Linked DNA regions of Homo sapiens: region 2 is linked to region 1. Evidence: chromatin loops called from intact Hi-C (ENCODE). Cell type or tissue: dorsolateral prefrontal cortex. All regions are shown on one strand.

Evidence for each region. A loop is a pair of places that touch in the nucleus more often than their neighbours do. Peaks named below come from ENCODE experiments on the same cell type or tissue, not always from the same donor. Only the 100,000 strongest peaks of a DNase experiment are listed, where the experiment ranks them.
Region 2: it touches region 1 in a loop (5-fold over the local background); 4 of 110 quality-filtered maps call a loop at or near these places.

The regions. Positions count from the first base shown.
Region 1 is chr12:81,329,368-81,331,867 of GRCh38, forward strand. All of the region lies in intron 21 of PPFIA2 (PPFI scaffold protein A2), which reads right to left. Among named protein-coding and RNA genes, the nearest start is that of PPFIA2-AS1, 51 kb to the left of the region's middle. In dorsolateral prefrontal cortex, CTCF peaks have their summits at 1,303 (motif pointing right) and 1,509; no DNase peak of the experiment used is centred here; H3K27ac peaks cover 1,290 bases.
Region 2 is chr12:81,449,938-81,452,437 of GRCh38, forward strand. The region is part of intron 5 of PPFIA2 (PPFI scaffold protein A2); the gene reads right to left. All of the region lies in intron 1 of PPFIA2-AS2 (PPFIA2 antisense RNA 2), which reads left to right. Among named protein-coding and RNA genes, the nearest start is that of PPFIA2-AS2, 34 kb to the left of the region's middle. In dorsolateral prefrontal cortex, CTCF peaks have their summits at 1,395 (motif pointing right) and 1,602; no DNase peak of the experiment used is centred here; H3K4me3 peaks cover 401 bases.

The DNA of each region.
Region 1 (2,500 bases):
AAGTTTTCTTGGCTATCACTCAGGCATCTTTACTTTTGTGAGGCCTTCGAGGACTTGGAATTATTGAGGGCAAGACCACTCCTAAGGTGTGACAGGCACAGTCAAGGATTTTTTTTTGCCAGCCCCTCTTCCTGTGTAAACAGTTTTGAACCACCAAAAAATCAGTGGGACAACGATCTACTGATTCAATCTCATACAATACCATTCTTGCCAGTGGGAGCGAGGGATCCAATTGCCAGACCACCCTCTTGAAAACAGGGTCAGACCACTGTCTCAGGATGACTCCATAGATGCGACTCACTAGGCTCCCTGGGGCATCTGGTCGAGTGCATGCGTGGCGTAGAGTGTCAAAGAAAACCCTGAAGGGGAGAAACAGGGACCCAGGCTCCTGCTGTTTGGCTGGATCGGGCAACATGTCCAGATGGCACTACTTCCCTTCTGGTCCCAGTGTCTGAACGGTAACTGAGAACATTTCGATGCTTCCAGTGATTAGACCCCGGGTCCGGGTCTCAGCTGGGGGTGCCTTGCCCAGATGGCACTGCCAGCCCTGAACTTTCCCAGACATCAGAGGGAGTCTTAAAATTTTTCAAGGAAGTTGCTACAAAATGTAGGGCTTGCGAAGGCTCAGGGCTCAGGGCACAGGAAGGAAACTCACATGCCTAGATCTGTGGATGGAACTAGTTGGAGGTATCTATTCATTTGGATTGTGAAGGTGTGGAAGTTGTTAGAATCAAAATGGAGTCACTATTGTTAAGAAAATCCTGGCAAGTAGAGCCAGGGAAGGCCATGAACAGAGGATTCTCATGCTCCTACGCACGATAGCAACAACAACAACAACAAAAGACCCTACGAAAGCCACAACCTTGCACGAAGGCCATTGCAATCCCATGCCAAAAAATATTTTTATAGGTATATCTGTCTGGCAATTGCCTGTCCAACCTCTGACTGGTGGCACGCTTGTTATTAATTTGAGTAGCCAAAGATAATTATTTCAAAAAATTATGTAATGTTCTTAATTTTTTGCCTTTAAAAATCTTTGTCTTCCTTTCCTTCCCTGAGTATACACATAGTTTATAGTTTACTATGACATACATATTCTTATCACAATGCTCTATTCCTAAATAAACATCTTTTCTTTTAGAGAGCATCTCTATTTGGTATTTAGGTCAACAAAGACAAATATCTCCCCATTTCCCAGTCCTTAAATTTCATTCAAAATCACTTATTTCATATTGGCCCTTGAGATACAAGTCTGTAGAAATTGCTTGACAAACCCATATTGCAAGGCCTCTGTCCTTCCATTTGTCCAGCAGAGGTCTCTGTCATTGTGTGAAAAAGAGATCTCTAACTACTACAATCTGCTGATGATTGGTGGCTTCATCTTTCTTTCAGTAGAACTGTCTTCATCATTAATAAATAGCACATGGTTTGTATTAAAACACATTTGAATTTATAAATTGTTACTTAATTGTTCAACATCTGTTAGTCTGTTAGCTATCCGGAGACTGTATCTATACACAGTGCCTGGCTCATAAAGGGTATGTAACAAATACAGTCATAATTGGAGCTAAATACTACTTTATTTAAAGAAAGACCCTTTCACTATGCAGAGCATGAGTCATTTCTAATGGACACTTTGTGGAATTTACATTGTAACTATTGGTTCCTTAGCACCAAGGAACAATCTAAGTTTTGGCGTAAAGGCCGACACAGACACCCAAATTTTAGAGGTAGAAAAATACAGTCATGCGCCACATAAAGACCTTTCTGTTAATGATGGGCTGCATTTATGACAGTGTTCCCATAAAACTATAATAGCATATTTTCACTATACCTTTTATGTTTAGGTACACAAATACTTAACCATTGTGTTACGATTGCCTACAGTGTTCAGTACAGTCACATATTGTGGATTTTTTATAGCAACAGGCTATACCTATAGTCTAGGTGTGTAGGTGGCTATTCCATACAGCCTGGGTAGGTAGTAGGTTATATTATTTAGGTTTGTGCAACAAAATCCCCTAAGGGATGCAATTTTTAGAATGTATCCTTATCATTAAACAATGCACGACTGTACTTGTGAAATGATGCTGGTGTACTGCTGAAGCTGTGTTTTTGTCACTGTGAAATTATTTTTTTATTAAGCCTATTATAGTAGGTCAATGAGTTCAGACAATTATAATACAAACTGGCAGATAACCATAAAAGAATTGCCATTTAGAGGCAAAAAAAGCTCTTTAAATGTGTATATTGCTTTTCATACGCATTTAAAGGAAACTTGCTAAAGTGGCCCTAACCTAATAATATATGCATTTTTATACATGCAATTGGGAATTCTGCTTATTCATAGTTAACGTGCTTTTCTGTTTTCATTATTTTTTTCATAGCTTTGTTGTTTTGGCTCTATTTGATCACTCCCTTGTCTTGAATATCTCTTTGTCTTAGATTTGTTTCATCTTTTGCTATGCCTGTCAGTAGCCTCTTCTTTATCCTAACCATT
Region 2 (2,500 bases), 120 kb after region 1:
CTTCATCCATGTCCCTACAAAGGACATGGACTCATCCTTTTTTATGGCTGCATAGTATTCCATGGTTTATATGTGCCACATTTTCTCAATCCAGTCTATCATTGATGGACATTTGGGTTAGTTCCAAGTCTTTGGTATTGTGAATAGTGCTGCAATAAACATAAGTGTGCATGTGTCTTTATAGCATCATGATTTATAATCCTTTGGGTATATACCCAGTAATGGGATGGCTGGGTCAAATGGTATTTCTAGTTCTAGATCCTTGAGGAATTGCCACACTGTCTTCCACAACGGTTGAACTAGTTTACAGTCCCACCAACAGTGCAAAAGTGTTCCTATTTCTCCACATCCTCTCCAGCACCTGTTGTTTCCTCACTTTGTAATGATTGCCATTCTAACTGGTGTGAGATGGTATCTCATTGTGGTTTTGATTTGCATTCCTCTGATGGCCAGTGATGGTGAGCATTTTTTCATGTGTCTGTTGGCTGCACAAATGTCCTTTTGAGAAGTGTCTGTTCGTATCCTTCGCCCACTTTTTGATAGGGTTGTTTGTTTTTTTTCTTGTAAATTTGTTTGAGTTCTTTGTAGATTCTGGATATTAGCCCTTTGTCAGATGAGTAGGTTGCAAAAATTTTCTCCCATTCTGTAGCTTGCCTGTTCACTCTGATGGTATTTTCTTTTGCTGTGCAGAAGCTCTTTAGTTTAATTAGATCCCATTTGTCAATTTTGGCTTTTGTTGCCATTGCTTTTGGTGTTTTAGACATGAAGTCCTATCATCCCTATGTCCTGAATGGTATTGCCTAGGTTTTCTTCTAGGGTTTTTATGGTTTTAGGTCTAACATTTAAGTCTTTAATCCATCTTGAATTAATTTTTGTATAAGGTGTAAGGAAGGGATCCAGTTTCAGCTTTCTACATGTGGCTAGCCAGTTGACCCAGCACAATTCAAGCTTGGACATAATACATTGCTAAGTAGGAATTCTATCATCCTGGAATTAGTATATCCTCAGAACTACTGATAGAAATAAGATAGAGTTTCTTTCTTGGAATAGCTATGGATCCATGTATGTAAGTCCAGAAACCAAGGTTTATAATTGGAATTCATAACTGCCAACTAGGACCTGTGACTAGTGGAGAAAAGAGGATCATTCCTTTTTTGTTGACACACATACACACGCTCACATACAGACACACACACTATATATACACACACGCATGCATGTTTGTGTGTGAATATATATATATAATGTACATTAATACATTATTCTCTTTTCTGTTTTCTGTACCCTGTTACCATCTTTTACCCATTAATTATCCCCATTTTCTACCCCTCCCCCTGACTGTTTGATAGTTCCTCACAATCCAAATCCCATCTTCCCAGTAACATTTCTTGGGAATGTTTACCACTAGGTGGCAGACCTGTGACTTAAGATCAGTCAACCAGACCTGACCACCCTGGGAGTTAGCCTGACGGGGCAGAGAGGAACCATGCTGGGAAGGGGTAGTGGCAGAGGCTGCGTGTTTCTGGGACTGGGCTTGTGAGAAAAATTTACAAAGCTAAGAAATGTGGTCCTAGAGACTGTCTGAAAGCTCAGTTTAGAGATTTCTTATATGCTTTAATTAATGTCTTTATTTAAACAGCCAAGCTATATACTCTGTTTTGTGCAATTAGGAACTCTCATCTACATGATAATAAAAACCAAATATGTTTTTATTAATATAAACAGACTCCTTAAGGGATGAACGATTTCACTTATCCCCAATACCAAGGAAAATATTCTACATAATAAGTACTTAATACTTGTTGAATTGGGTTAATGATAAACATCAATTATTCAGATTGAAGAATATGGACAAAAATGTTCTCATCTGGCATATATATATGGCCTAATTTAAGGTTAAAAATAAAAGTAAATAAATTAAGAGTACAAAAAGTGATACTTAGCTAAGATACCATTAACAATCTACTAATTACACACCTTCACTGGGAGCTACAACTTTAGCCTAATATTTAATAATTCTCACAGAAAGTACAAATGGAACTCTCTTTGGTATACTCAAAGGATTGTAGAGACTATGTGAATGGCCATGAATCCTATGTTTGAATTTTCTTTAAATGACCACAGGTTCTATGTGTATACACACATATGTATCATATATTCACACACAGACACACACACACACACCCACACAAACCCACACATCATGCGTCATTGGGAATTTTTTGGACTAAGTTTTGCCTTGAAAAGCAAGATGGCCCAGGTAATCTAAATCTTTTATTTTACTATGATTCTGTAAGGATTTCTAAAACTATATAACTTCCTATTAGATCTTAATTCAACAAAACCTTGTGAATAGTTATTTCCAATTATAAATGGCACTGAAACAGAAACACATTCTTCCCTGTAGACTAATGTGGCTGCTGTAATATGGTCATATAGCATGACATTAACATCTGAAAACGAAAACCTTTAAATTGGTTGCCTTCTTACTCAACCCACT